Linked DNA regions of Mus musculus: region 2 is linked to region 1. A link is a loop called in an ENCODE intact Hi-C map of the cell type or tissue named here. Cell type or tissue: heart. All regions are shown on one strand. Each heading gives the region's core, and the rest is flanking DNA. Links, peaks and the distances in the headings are about the cores only.

Region 1 (8,000 bases), core at 1-8,000:
CATCTGCCATAGTTAATGTATATGTTTACTGAAATACTTGTTTGCTTATTGTCTCTTCCCCAGCTAGTCTATGATAAGCTCCAACAGGGCAGCTATTTACCTTACCACTGTATCCTCAGTGCCCAGCTTAATGCTCAGTGCCTAACAGGTTCTCCATAAGCATCCACTGAACTAAGAAATGAGATCTATGGATTCTTGAATGCTCAGTACCCATTCCTTATATAGATATACCTGGGTCATGACCAGTTTCCTGCAGTCCTTAAAAAGGTAATCTTCCAAGCCAGTAATGGTGCCTCTCTAAGGCAAGATCAGCACCTAAGAGGTTGAGGTAAGATGATCAGCAAGGTTCAGAGGCCAGAGTCGGTGTATCCATTGTAAGTTTAAGGCTAGTCAGAGCTACATAGCAATGATTCTGTCTCAACATAGTCTTCCCACGGGGGATGCTTGGCCTGGGGCAGCAAAGCATCAAGGATGTGAATAACTAGCATCTTAGGGGTCATTTTCATTGTTTGTCTTGTCGCTATGACAAAAGCAATGTAGGAGATAAAAGCTTTCTCCTGGCTCATGGTTTCAGAATAGACTCCATGCATCATGGTAATGAAAGTCTACTAGGGGCAGCCATGACCATTGTCGGGAGAGTGTGGTAGCAGTTTCTCCAGAATGGTTTGATAGGCCAGAGCACGAGTCTGAAAGAACATTCCAGAACCAGAAGCATGTACAACCTTCAAAGGCCTACTCCTAATGGCCTCCCGCCAGCCAGGTCCTTCCTTCTAAAGGCTCTACAGCCTCCAAATCCACTCCCCAAGCTAAGGACTCAGGCACAAGCCGAACCTATGGGGCCATTTCAGATTCACACCAAAACATTTTATCTGAGTGTACGCGTACTACAATTATCCAGTCTAGTTCATGCTACTCACACAGGCGCACACACATTCACACCAAAACACTTCACATCTCCTCTCTTAAAATCTTTAAATGATCTGCACCCACTCAAACGACTACCTCTGCCTGTCATTTAATAGCTTCAGAAGGATACACCCTCATAGGGATATAGCGATACCACACGACTCTCTGCTCTGTCCACATACAGATACAGACACAGACACAGACAACACACTGCATAAGGAGGAAAGCCGGTGGTCGTGTTTACGACAAGGAACACTTGCTTACTAACGAGGATCCACCAACTTGGGAGTCAGCGATAAACTGTTCAGTTTCAGCTGTAGGAAATGAGGAGGAAAAACCTGCCTCTCTGCGCTTGCTCTCGGGCTTCCAAATTAATGCCCTATGGTTTGAAAGCAATTTACCTTATCTTGTTCAGCAGCCACCGGAGCTACCAGTCAAGGAGGAGAAGTAGCCAATATTTCAATAAAAAGTTGAAGTATCACCGAAGAGCAGCTTCTGCTTTGGCAAACACTGCCAGCTCCAGCCACAGACTTACAAATATGCTTCCCTTTCCTGCAGAGATTGAACCTCTCTGGCAACACTGTGGTCAGGTAATGGGGTGGCAAATTAGGTACCGGGAGCTTACATTTATCCCAGCATCTCCTCAAACAGAGAAAAGCCAATTTTTACACCAACTGATGGGAAAGAGGCAAAGCCATGTTAAGGCTGCTTTTTGAGTTTCTTATGTGCTGGAAAGACAAAGACTGGCAATTTCGGCAACTAGACCATCTTTGGAAAGATTTCTCAACTATCTGATACAGAATATTTTTTAATTACTCGTAAGTTAAATACTCATAAAATTCCCATTGAAACAGATTGGATAATTGCAGTGAATATAAACTCAGATAAATGCATCACTAGATATAACCATAGATAAATGAATCCATATGATGGGGGTGCTGAGAGAAAGAGAGACTGTGTGTCTGTGTTTATCTGTGTATTTCCTTATTTTTAACTCAAGGCAAAGTTGAACTAAGCTCCTGTCAGTCCACACTCCAAAGTTTCTCTATCCAGTTTTGCTTCTTTATTTCTACAATCCTCCAGACCCAATTTTTCCAGGAAGAAAGTCAGATGAAAATCGTTAATCTCGATGTGCATATGATCAGCTGATAAGATGCTAGGAGGAACGCCTAGGTGGTTCCTAAACAGAAAAGTGCCTCCTGTGGCCTGTCCAGGGCAAATTCACAGAAAAATGCCTCCTGTGGCCTGTCCAGGGCAGAGTCACAGAAAAGAGCCTCCTGTGGCCTGTCCAGGGCAGAGTCACAGAAAAGAGCCTCCCGTGGCCTGTCCAGGGCAAATTCACAGAAAAGTGCCTAATGTGGCCTGTCCAGCAGTCAAAAAAATCTGTTATTTCACTCCTAAGTTTAAGAACAGTTAATTATTTTTAGTGAGGCCAGGAGACAGAGCCAACAGCTCTCAGGGGTAGTTTGAAGGGCATGGTTCTTCTAAGCCATAGGTTACGCGGTATTGAACTTTGCCCTCCTATGATTTGCAAAGGGAAAGTAAGGCTATGCCCGCCTCCCCACCTCCCCACAAGATGCAGGTGAGCCTGCGGAAGGCGACTGCAGCTGCCAGCCTGCTCTTCCTTTCTTCTGTTCTCACCTTCCAGTCTAAGGGCCCAGCTGATGGGCAGAGGCTCAGCCCATCAGCAACTGCCTGGCTTAGGCCACATGCTGAGAACTGCACAGAGGAGACACAACAGACTTCAGAGATTTTGTGTACCCATCCCCTGTGGTCCACTCAGCAGCCTCCACTTCTGACCTGCCCACCCCTACTCCAGGGCTTCACGTGAACTTTCCTTTAATCCTCTCACTCCCCCGCAGCACCTTCGCTTCCCCTAGCATCTCTCATATTTGAGGAAGGGCCAATTTCTATAATAAATCCTTTAATCCCATAATACTCGGCATGTTTCTGTTTCGTTGACTGGCACCTGGTTGAAAAGTATGATAAAACAGAGGGAAAACCTCAATGCATAGAGCCTGTGTAGCCTACTAACTGTTCCACGGATTTAAAAACTTGCACTCTAATCCAAAAGAATGCTGGGACTAAAATATGGTTCCATAAAGAACACAGCTCTACAGCCCTGCATTTATGACTCTAGCACATGCAGACCTGGGGAACCACTGCAGATACCCACAAGCATCAGAGTCACCAGGAGTGGCTACTCAACACACACACACATATACACACACGCACACACACACAAGATTACAAAGCTTCCAACACTTTGCAAGATGTACAAGTAATTCCTGAGTATTTATAAATAAATGGCTTTTTTCTCTTTTTTCTTATAGGTTATGTTCTTGTTGAAAAGATAACATAAATTTTCTTAGATTTTCTGTGGTAGGATACCACTCGTGGGTATCAAGAATGGAGCCTAGAAAAACCCTGCAGACTGAGTCTAGCCCAAGGTTGTTTTTAAAAGCACCAGTTGGCCCTAACTTAGAAGTTGGGGGGGCTGTCATTCAATTCCACACCACCAGCTTCTGACAACTCATTCTAGCCCCCTCCCTCCCCGCACCCCCCCCCTTTCCCTTACGGAGAACATCTCCTCTGCCACTCTGAGCTGGCAATACCTGCCCCTACCTTGAGAAGATTTAAGCTGCAGCTATGGGGGGCGGGGGCAGGGAAAATGTCTTAGCAATTAATTAGCATTCCCTGTTCTTCCAGAATACCTAGGTTAGATCACTGACACCCACACCATGGCTCACAACTACCAGGAGTTACCCTCTAGGCCCAGGGGATCCAACCCCCTCTTATGGCTCTCAGGGGCACTACAGGCCCATAACGCCCAGACATACTAGGAAGCAAAATATCCAAACCCACAAAATAATAAATTTAAAAAATAAAAATAAAAAACCCTGAAGCTACCCGCTTTCCCTCTTAGGACATTGATCCCCGTGGTTTTGGAAGACAGACATTCGCCTTCCTCGAGCATTTAAGTTTCCTCAGCTGGAGGAACCAATCTGAGTGGCCTCTGTTGGGGAAGGCCATTTACATTCCCTGTTGCTTTAAAAGCCTCCATTTTCCGGGTCATGCTGCAGCGCGGCCCTTCCCTTAAAGGAGATTCTGTTAAAAAGAGGTCTGTACTTTCAGCAATTAAGGGCTGCATCAACACGCCAAGGAACAAGCTGAAACACCACCTAGCCCAGCTGCTTCTGGTCAGAATCACGTGGCAGAGCCTCTGGCACACGTCTGCTACTCTTCACCAGGGACAGCAGTCTGAGGAAGAGAGCTCTGCTTTCTATTATTCCAAAGTTTCTGCCTAGTGTCATTTTGTTTCTTTACATCATGAGAAAGTAAAAGCAGAGACGGAAATGGCTGCTCAAACATCAATGTGATTTGCACAGGAGGTGCCTGAGTTTGAAACGAGAAAGCCCTGAACAGGCACTGAAGCACCACCAACTTGTGCCCTGTAGCTAAGTGGCTCGGAGAGTGAGTTACCTCCCTCAACCTTGCTCCGGGTCTCTGACCTGACAACACGCATTCTAAAACACACTGGATGTGTTTTGTTGGTAGGATTTAGTGAAGGGGCTCTAGCCAGTCTGAGCATGGCAAAGAAAACACATTCCGCCATGGTTTGAGGTATTATAATTGGCTCATTCTTAACAATTAAAAAAGCCCATTCCAAAATTAAAAGCATATTCAACCAAAAGAGGAAGGGAGATTCCTTTGATAGTGATTCCATCAAAGAAAGACCTGAAAATGAAGGATTTCCAACAGGGAGGTGACGGATATTTTTCTTGGGTTAAAGAAATACATCCCATAGAAAATGGGCTAATAAAATTGCCTATCAGTTATGAATCAGTGTCTCTCTATATACTCATAAAAACACTTTGTATCCTACAAAGTTCAACAACCCAAGCTATTTACCCAAATGCTCAAATTTTAAAAAGGTCAATGTCTAACGTACAATATATAAATACCCCATGGCTGCCTCAGGACACCCCTCTGTCAGGCTAAGAATGTCCTGGTCCTGGTACAATTTGAAAAGTACTTCAGTCACAACTTGAACCTCAAGATTAAGCTGCCTGCCAATCATTTATAATGAGGCTTGCTAAGCAGGACACTTTCATGTTAAGTTGGTCAGCCAAAACACATTTGATGATTTTAAATGCACAATAATTAGAGCTGTTTGTCTTTACAAAGGATTTATACATCATATAACACACCCATTCCATCCCCACATAAGATAAATTAATAGAAAGGATATCACTTTTACTTTGCACATTTAAAAACTGAGTAGGACGAATGAGAAAATATTTTGAATGGGATTTCTGAGATTCAAAACTCAGAAAGTATAGAGAAGAGAGATAGCTCTAAGAATACTTGGCGGTCTTGTAGAAGACCTGAGTTCAAGACCCAGCACGGACATGGTGGATTACAACTGTCTGTTACTCCAATTCCAGGATACTAGAAGCTCTCTACTGGCCTCAAAGGGCAGTGCACACAAGTGGTATGCTTGGTACATGAATGTACAGGCAAATTCATACATGTAAAATAAAAAGACATAACTTTAAAAGCAATTCAAAGTGTTATTCCTTAGATAGTAAAAAAAATTCCACTTAAAACTTCCAGAGGGAAAATGGTTTGTCATGTTAAAGCTTAAAAACACAAACACACGGGAGAGATGGCTCAGTAGGTAATTCCCAGCACACACCTGGTAGCTCACAAACATCTGTAAACTCCAGTTCCCGCTTCTGGCCTCCACAGACACCAGGAATGCAGCTGGTACACAGACATACATGCAGGTAAAACAGCCATACACATAAATCAAATTAAGTGTGCTAAGTTTAAAAAAAAAAAAAATCAGAGAGCAAAGGAAGGAAGGAAGGAAGGAAGGAAGGAAGGAAGGAAGGAAGGAAGAAAGGAACTGAGTCACCAGACACTAAGTAGTAGGTAGCATTTACTTGTTTCTAGAAACTGGAAATACACCTGTTGGGTGACTTTATCTCATTTCCTAGATAATAGTCTGTACTGCTCAACAATCTTTCCCAGGGGGACACAAATGTCGTGAGATGAAAAGGTTGTCTGTTACCTGCTCAACTGTGTGGACACTGGCTTGCTCAATAGATAATTAAACGGCACTATAGATAACACTCTGGTTTGCCTAGAAAGACATCCAAGGGAGAATACGCTGTCACCTACAGAGGGAGACAGGTAGACAACATGTACTTCCCAATGCTGGTGCTTGATGCTGAACAGAAAGACCATGAATGGGACCAGGAAGGTGGGGAGGAGCCAGCCTTACCCACCTTATTAGCCCAGGACTTTACAAGGTGGGAGTGTTTGATGTGAGTCTATGTAAATGAACACCAGGTCACCAGCTAGGGAAAAAGGGAAGGAGGTGTCATGGGATTCCAAGCAGAAGAAATAGCAGGTTAACATGCCCAGATATGAGACAGCGCTGCTGAGCAATGCTGGCAGTAGTAAAGGTGACCGGGAAGAATGATTAGGGTGGATTTCAAAAGAGCTGTGCCTCAAACACGAAAAGGGCAGGTAGGCACACCGAGCCTTAAACAGGAAACAGGCTTAATTGGATCCTTGAGTGAGGAAAAAAATAGTCCTTCATTTAGGCTGTAGGAAACACACTGGCCTGCTTGCCAAAAGAAGAACACACAATTGATTCTGCCTAATGTGCTCTGTAACTCACCCTGTCCTTCCTACCAAACATCGCCTAACCAGGACTAGGACACTATGAAATCTGAGACTTCACATAGTGCCGATGCCTGCGTTCACAAAGTTTAAGAGTACATATCCAAAAAGCAGAAATACAGAGTATTTCTTCTCTGCTCCAAGGGAAAATAACTCAAGCCTTTGGCAGGTGACCGTTTCTGTGCAATTCATTCATTTATTCATTCATTCATTCATTCATTCATCGGTTTTTCGAGACTGGGTTTCTCTGTGTAGCCCTGATTGTTCTGGGACTCTCTTTGTAGACCAGGCTGGCCTTGAACTCACAGAGATCCACCTGCCCCTGCCTCTCAAGTGCTGGGATTAAAGGCATGCACCACCATAGTCTGCCTTTATTTTTATTTCTTAATCTGAACTACTTTTAAAAACTTGCCAGCAGAGGCAAATACATATCAGGTTGAAGATCTTGGGGGTCCAGGCTGGGAAAGAACGAACTAAAATAAAAGCAACTGAGTTTAAAGAACTGGCAGTGGCAGTTTCAAAAATTTTTTTAAATTAAAAAAAAAAATCAGGTTCCTTTTAAAAACAAAGACGTGTGTATCTGCTTAGGAACTATAGTGCTAATCATGGCAATCACACATCATTCAGAATTATCACAAACTGGCACATTCCATGGCAGTTCTTCTGGAAGTTTCTCTATGAAAGGTGTACACTGTAACAGGGTTGAAATGTTCACTAGAAACCTCTCCTTAACACTCTTCTATCTCCCACAGGAGTACAGGAAGCATTTTCCTAAGCTTCACTGCAGGGCTACTGAAATCGTGCAAGGACAGACTGAACCATGGCGAGGGCCACGAGCTCCAACCTCATCACCTGATGGGCCAGACACACGCAGATGTTCTGTAGGTTGGGGTCCTTACCTACCGTGAACGGCTTTACATCTCTGTAGGAATTCTGTGTTGTTGAATTGTCACACTAGAAGACTTTTTATTTAAAAACAAACCAAAACAAAAATAAATCAAAACAAACAAAAAAACCAAGGTACCAGTAGTTACAAATTCTGACCTTCAGTTTACAACTGGACTTGCCTATGGGACCAGCCAAATTGAAAAAAGCCTTGCCTGCATGTGTGTACTCACAGGACTAATTTGTTGAAGTTTGCATTATTAGTATTATATAGCTCACACCGTGCATTCATTAAGACTGGAGCTCTGTGCAGCCACATGCTGTAAGACGTGCTTTTAAATATGCCTCCAGATGGAGCCTTTGAAAACAGTTCTCAGTCCTCTGGAGGCAACAGCTATCATTCCAGAGGCTCCAAAGTGGGCAGAGGGACAAATCAAATTTAAAATAAAGATAAGTTGTAGCAACACACATGAAAAAAAAACCATCATCTCACCAAGTTCTATCCAAAGAGAAGT
Region 2 (9,340 bases), core at 1-8,000, 44 kb after region 1:
GACCTTACATAAAAACAATTAGTTATTACGTTCAATCAAGGAGGGGGTTCCACGTTTCTGTCTGAAGACTGCAGAACCCAATGACCACTACATCTGACCTGATTTGACTGAGTGTCAGAAAGCAGTAGCAGGCCAGGGTGAGAAGACAGAGAACCGGGAGCCAGGAAGCCTGGGCTACAGCCCAAGTTCTGCCACTTACGAGCTGGGAAGCCTTGGACACGCTGCCTCAGCACCTCTGGCTTCAGCTTACACACTACGATGCACTAACAAGACACGCTGCAGGTTAGCTGAGAGAAATGCAGCCAGGCCCTACCCAGCCAAACCTTTGATAAGACACTGACACGAAGTCACTCACAGAATTTTCTGGAATCCTATTCTGTGACAGTAGATCTTCCAGGATACGGAGCAAACCACAAGCACCTCGGGGTATGGCGTCTCCTTTGATCACTTCTGTGTCGCCCAAACGGTATCAAGAGAACCAAAGGTGGCCCCCTTTCAGAGGGATCCGTCCAAATCTTAGCAGCTTGTCACGAATTAAGCATAGTAAAATCCTTTAAACCCATATCTCAAGTAACAGTACCTTTCAACATTTCCTACTCTGGACTCATTCGACTCGCAAATATCCCTCCAAGTAGCACCCGAATTTCTTGTGAGTTGAGCTTTCAGGGGCTCTCTGCAGAAAGCAGGTTCAGGGAGACGGGGAACTGCGCTGGCAGAAGACACACGTGTCAACTTCATAGCTCGGCACAGGACTATTACTTTGATTTCCCATCTGTGGGCTACTTTAGCAACACTTTTGGGCCATCACACAATTACGGGGAGAAAGGTGCTAATATTTTACATTTGGAGGCTGGACCTTACGGTTTCTGCCTTTCCCTTCAGAAGAGGAAAACATTCACCAAAGAGTCAGGCCCAGGTGAGGAACGTGCTCCAAGTGTCGGTGAAACCAGTTGAGGATAATGGAGGAAAGAGAGAAAAAGCCCTTTCGTACTATGACTTGTCTTAAGCACAGTCGCCCTCCTCTGCAATGGCATCTACATCCAACTTATTTGGTCAATTCCATCTGTTCCCGCAACTCTTAAGGCCAAAGGGAAAGAAAGGCTCAATTAAATAAATAAATAAATAAATAAATAGAAAGAATGAGTTACACTAAGCAGTTTTGGGAACACACCCACTTATTATTTTTATCAACAATAAAAGGGAACCGTGAACCTCACGCAAGACTCTAAGCATGTCCCTTCAAAGGGCTACATCAGCTCTAAACTAGTTGACATTTTTTTTCAATGCCTGCCAGCCACCTTTGAAAAGTTGTCATCAAGTTGTAGAAACACCAGCAGCACCAAATGGGATGTCCTAGAGGCTGAGCGCTTCCAGAGTGTTCGCAATGAGAAATGAAAGGAACGCTGACTAATCAAAGATTCCAAAGGCCTGCTTTCTGGAACTACTACTAAAACACATCAGAGTTCCAACTGTTCCTCCCGAAAAGCGAGTGCTAGAAGCTAAATGATCAACCATCCTTAAACAGTACATGTCTGGGGCTGATGAGGTGACACTGGGGAAGAGGGCCCATCCTACGTAAGGATGCGCATTTGATACCCAGACCCCACTTGGTGAAAGAGGAGAACTGACTCCAGGTTGGCCTCTGACCTTCACGCATGCGCACACACGCACTAAAGAAATGTTTTGTTTTGTTTTAAAAACCCCAGTACAGTACAGCTTTAGCAAACAGAAAAGGGTCTGACAATCTTGATAGTCTTTTGACTGCTCTCAGAAAAGCTGCTTTGAAAGAATCACCCTGCTTTCCTTGGAAGGGCCAAAGGTTCAGGACACCTCTCACTACCTTCTCTTCCTTCTGTTTGAGATAGCCAAACTTGAAGTTCCCTAATAATGACCTCCAAAGGTATCGAACCTGTGATGTTCATGCAAAGTAGTCGTCATGTCAGGATGCCTGAGAGGCCAAAAGCACTAAAATGGAGTGAATTTCTCGAAGGTCTCACTCCAGATCACCAAATCCCAGCAGTGACTCAGTTCGGCTGGTGCCAACTACACCGGTTATAATGAGTAACTGAAAGCCAGATGTGGTGGCTCAAACCTTTAATCCCAGTACTCCGGAGGCCGAGATAGGTGGATCCCTGAGTTGAAGGCCAGCCTGTTCTACAGAGCTCCTTCCAGGACAGTGAGAAATGAAATAAAGTGAAAAAATTAAAATGAAAAAGATATGTAACTAGTAAAAATTATGTGCACTATGAAAAAAAATGATATTTAATGTAATTGAGAAGCTGGATCAAAGTTTGCAGGAACTTTTTCTCTAGAGCAAAAGTAATTCCCATTCATGCCACCCAGCTGTTCTGCACCGGTGACATTCATGTGCTTTTCACAAAATCACCAGTGGGACACTTCCCTTGAGACCTACAACATTACACACCATCACGATATCTTGGAGTTGAAGTATCTGCTTATGTTCTTCTAGTAGCCTAACTTGACCAAGGGGCTATAAATTTCCAATCTAATTATCAGATCCGGTGTCCCCAGCAAACCCATACCAGGTTGCTTGCCGAGGCAAATTAAGTTGAAACCTTTTCATAGGTACTTGCTAATGCAGAAGAGAAGTAGATGAAAATTGATCTCGTCTTTACAAGCCATTACCAAATGAATGCCTAGAACACCTCGGAAACTGCTTAAACCCTGGGTAAAAATCAACTCAGAGATGACTCCAGGAAGGACCACTTCCACAGATCTGACTTCAGCATCTCATCTCCAAGGGTCTGGTGTGGTTAGCCTCAGTGTGGCTGAGGAATTCTGCATTGCCCTTTACTTCCGAGTGCAGCATCGGTGTAGCCTGGTGTATAGTCACGGCTTCCAGATTCCTGCATTCTTATTTCCACCCTGTGTATTCCAAAGTCAAAAGCAAACAAACACCCAGCAATATTTGTGAGTAAACAATTCTGACAATCCAAGATGGGTAAGGAGTTAAATCTCTAGGAGTTCCAGTCTGCACTACTAACACATCCTAGTAAACAAAATCAGAGCTAGCGGGATTGTAAAAGGAAACAGAAAGCCCTGAAAAACCCTGCTCAGGAGAATAGTAAACTTGTTTTCTTTCTGGATGCCACAGTCCCAAACAGAGACGATCCTGAGGCCCCGTCCCAGGTGGTCTTTAAACTTAAATCAAGAAGAGGTGGAGGGTGTCAGATTTCTTGGCCCAAGGACCGAAAGGTGAAAAATTAATTACATTCAATTAGCAAAACAAAGTTGCTCCGAAGCCAATCAACCACACCTTTCTCCATCTCCGCTCTCTAGAAAACAAAAGTTTTCCATAGAAAATGTAAAGAATTGGCATCTGGGGTGGGGGTGGGGGGGTCGAACACACAAGGAACATCCGCTCTTTCCGAATGAAGAACGTCATGATCTTTCTATAAAGCTTGGAGAGATTGCTTTAGAAGCCATCAAAAGATCAGCCTCTTCACGCCAGCCAAAGAAATTCCTAGAAGGCACAAGCACCCCCAGAATCTATCAAAGTATATTGTCCTTTCAACAAAGCAGTTTCTTTCTGACCACAGTTAAAGAGTATTTTTACTCTGTCACAACAACACTCAACATTCACGCAGAACTTCCGTGTGTAAGAGGAAAGGAACGATGGATTCACAATTGATCCTGGCCTCAGGCTTTTCCCAGGATTGAAACGGAAAACGTCCAAGGGGCTCAGAAGCAGAAGCCCCAGGCTTGATATTTCCTCTCCCTTCTATGATCAAGTCGGGGAGGACTTTACTATCCCATCCAATCACTCCCACCAAGACCAGAGAGTCTGAGGGAATCCATGGACAATAAATAATCACACCTTTCATTTCAGGGCCCGGTTACCCCCACCCCCACCCCTTCCTGATCCAACCCCATCTGGAAGCCTTTTCCCCTATTCTGCATTTCATGAATCAATTGCACAATCTGCCAACCTCTGCCAGTTCCTCTTGTACTCAGCTGAGAGGTTTCTCCTTCCTTCCCTGGGTAGCTAGCACAAGGCTGCTCTGGTTTTTAACTGGCGTAAAGTGGAAATGCACCATAGGCGCTCACTCTTTCCCAGCCGGACACAAGTGAGTCTGGGGCACTGACCTCAGCTATCAGGAAGCTGACCGATGGACCCACAGGCCAGCCTCGGTTTCAAGCAGATTTGTGGATTCTAACTTTGACCTGAAATCCTGTGTGTCAGCGACTGTGAAAGACGAGGAAAAGGAAGACTGAAAGGGGCTACAAAGTAACCAACTCAGTTACTTAGCAACTAAACAAAACTCTCCCCTCCACAGAGGCTAAGGAGGCATCTCAAGCCCATTCAAAGAGTAACAGTCCACATTTATATGCAAATAGATAAAGACAAAGAAGAAAGGGAAATCTAAATTAGTAAGGGTAGTTCACTGCAGTGGGCCTGAGGCCCAGATTTTAAAGTTTCCCCAAGAAAGAGAGGGCTTATAGGAATGAATGAATGAATGAATGACCCTAACCAGCTTACACTCTACCCTTCATAAACATCAGTGCTGTAGAGGAAGTAAGAGGCAGTCACAAGTTGGGAAGGTAAAAATGAAAATATTCTAGGAATCAAGAATCTAAAGCTTAGGGGGGAAGGTGCAAATTTAAGCCTAGCCAACTGCACAGAGAACAGGTACCCATGTTCTTGAGAGAAACAGACAAAGCCCAGGGGTCAGAGTCTGTGGACTTGCGTAGAACATGTGTCTCTCTGAGTCGTCACAAATACCCTTTAGTACCCTTTCCAAAACTTGGATCCGAGCCCCCATAATGCGCCAAAGACACATGGGTCCTGAATGGTTTTCAAAGTATCAGGAAGATTCCCTTCTTCACCAACTTGACTGGAGAGAGTACTCTTGTCGAGTTTGCCTGAGAAGCCCAAGCTCACCCCACACACTTGAACCCAGCCGCTGGATCCCAAGGAAGCAACAGAACTGAGGGCTTCTGTCTCCACCCCGCATCCCCCACCCTCCCACCTGGACTCAGGTATCCAGGGCCCAGGGCCGAGCCTCGAAGGGAGGCAGCCCTTACTCACTTCTCATACTCGGTGTTGTCTCTGTCACAGCGAGAATCCTTGTGCTTTTGCCAGTCTTTGCCATGCTTGCAGGTGGTGAGGAGCAAGACGTCCTCCCCGTTATGGACGTGATATAAGGCATTCCTGGTGTCTGACCCTATCCCTGTCAGGTACCGCTTCCCCTTGAATACCAGCATGTACTTCCTGAGAGGAGGGATGGTGTTAAATTTCAAAAACCCCCTCTCCCCTCCTGTCCTGGGATGATCCTTAGAAAAGAGGGGAATAGAAACATCAAAGTTTGGTCGGAAGTTTTCAGTACTGATGCTGGCTTTGGCCAGCATCGCCTGGCCGATGTCAAACCCCACGTCCTCAGTGTAGTCAGGCCAAGTGCCAGAATATAAATTAAAAATTAAATGATTCCTACCATTGTTCCACAAGTGGAGACTCTGCACTTTGGATCTCAAATTGTGCACATACTGAGGTGATAACTGGTCTCTGTCTAAAGTATCCAGACTCAAGACAAAGAGGCACGCCTGGCTGGGGTCCGAGGTGTAGAACCTGGAGCCCTCGATGGCCGCTAGAATGTTTTGGTAACTTTCGGCGATTTTCTCCCCTTTCTGCTGCGGGTACACGTAGACTTTGAAGCCGTTTTTCTTGCAAAGGGTGAAATCGAAGCAGGACTCCATGCGGCACTTCTTGCCTTTGTAGATGCTCGAGTTGGCGTCTCGCTTCTGCCGGGGGGAAATGTGCACGCTGGAATCCTCGTTTTCCAATTGATCCCAAGGAAAGAAAGGGCGCAGAGCGTCCGGGAAGCGGGGCCAGAAATGATCCGGACTGGGCTGGTGCAAGCCATTCCGACCACTGTGCTCTTCTCTCCGGCTGTGGCTCCTCGATGCCCTAAACTGCACGCCTCCAAAATAAAACAAAAGGGCGAGACAAGAGCCAGCTGAGAGCAGGATGAAATAGCGTTTTTTGGCCTGCATGTGTCCTGCCTGGGTCAAGAGGATTGTAAATAAACACAAGAATCACCCAAGTTTCCCAATCAACACTTTCAGCTCCAGTCCGCCATCTTCCCGCCTGTAAAGACTTCAAACTCTCCGCTCCCACCTTCTCTGGATGCCTTTCCCCAAGCCGTGGACTGATCCAGCGCATGTGGGCGATTTCTTTAACTTTCTCCCCTTCGGTCTTTCATCTTTGGGCTGCACAATGCACGGGAGAGAGCCGGGCAGAAGATCTCGCACCCAGGGCGGGCGAACAGCGGACTGTAATTTTCTTGCATGCAACAAGACGGAGGAAAAGAAAGAGAGCAGGGAAGAAAAAGCTCCCGATACCCAATCAATGGCAAGACGAAGTGACTGCCTCTCCGCTCGGATTCCTCTCGGCGGCGTGGAGAACGAGCCCGGGGAAAGCAACTTCAACTCATCCACACTCCGGTGCAGAGCACTACGGTTCCAACAAGTCAATCCGCCCCGGCTTCAGCCGGCTAGTGCATCTTGCAGCTGGGGCGCCGTAACCTCACAAATCCCTGCATGTCTCTTTATTCCCTTCTGCAGCGGCTCCCACACTCCGCCGGTGTTTACTCCTGCGCTCACGGGGCCGGCTCCCCGGGCGCGCGGCGGCCCGGCCGGCGGCACGAGGCGGCGCGGGGCGGCGGCGGCGGCGCGTCCTCCCCGCGGGCAGTGCCGGCCCCGAGCGGTGCTTCGCAGGCCCCGCGCTATCACTGCCGACCGCCGCGTTCGGTCGCCGAATGTTACCCGGTTCTGAATGTTACACTTACACATTCCATTCCCGACACGACAGCGCTGACCTCATCCATCCACGCAGCCCGCGCTGCCATTGGCCGGGCGTCACGTCCGGGTGGGGCGGGGCTTCCGCTGCGCCCATTCATAACCCCCGGCGGCCGGCAGAGGCGCCGGCGCGGCGCGGCGCGGCGCGGGCGCGGGGACCCAGGAGCGCACGGGCGGCGGGCGGAGCGCTAGCCGGCCGGGCGTCGCCCACCGCCGGCCTTCTGCACGCCGGGCCGGGAATGCAACCCGGACCAGACGGGCCCCAGAGGCGCGGGAGGAAGTGTGGGGACGTGGCCAGCAGCCCGCTGCTCGGGATGCCCCGGGTCTCCACGAGCCGGGAACGCCTCCCCGCCGGGAGGCTGAGAGGACCGGTTCCTGGAGAAGGATGCCTTGAAAATGGAGAAGCGAGGGGAAGGGGGGTGGGGACTTCATGGAAAGCGAGCGCAGGTCGGGATGTCTCTCCCCCCACACTTGGACCCGCTGAGGACCAATTTTTTGGTGGGTCTTGTTTTTAACGTTTAAGTGGTCTTTCTAATTCCCCTATGTAATCCACCTATTTTTCTGTCTTCCTCGCCGAGACACCCTAATCCTCAACAATAAGGAGGAATTGTCACAGTCCGATGGATCTGTGGCTGAGTGTGAGAAGACACCTCCTAAAGCCATCTGATCTGCGTGCCCTCTCTTCCATTCCCGAATCCCTCCCACCTGTTCTATTCACTGATATTGGGCCGGGAGGGATCTAATGGCTGAAAAGAAAGCCATTTCATTTTGCCCCCATCGGTGTTGTTATTCTTCCTGAGGTGGTATTTTTAAGATGTCACCTGGCCCTAGCTGTAGAAGGGAACCTTTGAAGCAAAAAAAAAAAAAAAAAAAAAAATGTATTTACAATAAATGTGCCACGGTTCCTTCAATTGACCTTCCTTCTGTCGACTCCCCTGCCCCAAGCCCCTGTCATTCTGAGTGAACTTAATTGGATGATTCTGAAAGGAACCTCCAGGACCTCCAAGCTGTGCTAGACTCCCAAGCATTACCTGGCCTCACAGCCTGAATTCTGGCTTAGAACACTTACCCACCCTAGCCTCAGAGCCTGGCCAAGCTGGACAAGCAGTTGCCTAGGGCAGCAAGCTGTTTAGTGATTGTTTATTGTGGGAGTGAGTGAGCTGGGAGCAGACACATCCCTACCTCCCTCGGGCTACTGAAAACCCCAGCCGGTTGTGTACCCATGGTATGGTTATAATAAGGCAGAGTGGAAAGTTTTCAACCTTTGTTGTTTCAGATTTGTTTGAATAAAGAAGGGAAGAGATATTGGGTGGGATATTTTGGTACATTCTGAAACCTCTGCCCATTTTGAACCTGCCAAAGATGAAGTAGGTTTTCATGATTTACTTTGTCCCCACCACAGGATTTAGAGAGGCCTGAAACAAGAGTAAGGGTTCAGTCATTTTCCGAGCAGGATGAAAACGGTTCAGGTAAAGGTAGAGATTAGAGCCACAAGTGACCCCAGGTCTCAGGGGGATTGCAATGAACAGTCTTCAAGACAGAGCTCTTTGTGTTGAGATCTGGCTGTCAAACAACCTGCACCCTGTAGAAGATAGGACTCTTCTTATCCTGCATTGGCAAAGTCTCTTGCTTTTCTTGTCTAACTGTGGTTCCCTCAGCTCACAGCACATCTTTGCATTCAGTTCATTAGTGGTTGATGTTGTAGGAGAAAAATGGTACTGAAAGTGAGGGGAAACACGTTCAGCCCGTGTTTCTGCAATTGAACCTTAGGAATAATGATCTCGGCTTACTCTCAGCTTCTCATTGATGAAGTGATGTTTTAGAGTAATGTTTTTTGTTTTTGTTTTTTTAATCAGCCAGTCTCAGTTTGTAATGTAATCCATTAACACTCCTACCCTATTTTTTCACTAGATCTACTCACCTATTATATCTTTATTTAATATTTATTTAATGTGTAGCGATGTTTTGCCTGGATATATGTACGTGCACCACCTATAAGCCTGATACTCATGGAAGTCAGAGCAGGATGTCAGATCTGGAACTGGAGTTGTGAATGGGTGGGGACCATCCTGCTGGGGTTGGAAATTGAACTCTGGACTTCTTCAAAAGCAACAAGTGCTCTTAGCTGCTGGACATTTCTCCAGCCTTAGTTTCGTTCCTTTTCTTTTCTTTTTCCTGTTTAATCAGAATGAATAGTCTTAGTATTTTAAGATTTATTTTTAAGTGTGTGTGTGTGTGTGTGTGTGTGTGAATGCAGGTAACTGTGAAGGCTAGAGGCATCTGATCCTCTTAGAGCTACAGTGTTAAGTGGCTGTGAGCCACACAATTTACATGCTAAGTATTGAATGTCTACTCCTCTCCCAGAACATTGTCTGCTCTTAACCACTGAGCTAGGTCCCCAACCTTACTCTTCTGTTTTAATCCTTAGGGCCTGGGGTGGTTCCTGGATTTAGGTAGAATTCAAATACTGAATTGAATGAATTAATGAATGAGTGATTAAAATTTGACTTAAGGTTCCAAGGGA

Evidence for each region. Peaks named below come from ENCODE experiments on the same cell type or tissue, not always from the same donor. Only the 100,000 strongest peaks of a DNase experiment are listed, where the experiment ranks them.
Region 2: it touches region 1 in a loop (1.8-fold over the local background); 6 of 42 quality-filtered maps call a loop at or near these places.

Annotation. Positions count from the first base shown.
Region 1 is chr15:53,295,267-53,303,266 of GRCm38, forward strand. The region is part of intron 1 of Ext1 (exostosin glycosyltransferase 1); the gene reads right to left. Among named protein-coding and RNA genes, the nearest start is that of Ext1, 47 kb to the right of the region's middle. In heart, for the core only: a CTCF peak has its summit at 3,722; a DNase peak (open chromatin) is centred at 4,075; H3K4me3 peaks cover 700 bases; H3K27ac peaks cover 885 bases.
Region 2 is chr15:53,339,352-53,348,691 of GRCm38, forward strand. Ext1 (exostosin glycosyltransferase 1) reads right to left here and starts at 6,832. Exons shown (of 11, transcript NM_010162.2): 1 at 5,051-6,832. The coding sequence starts at 6,012. In heart, for the core only: CTCF peaks have their summits at 4,036, 6,868 and 7,072; DNase peaks (open chromatin) are centred at 180, 4,040, 5,070, 6,860 and 1 weaker place; H3K4me3 peaks cover 5,637 bases; H3K27ac peaks cover 4,454 bases.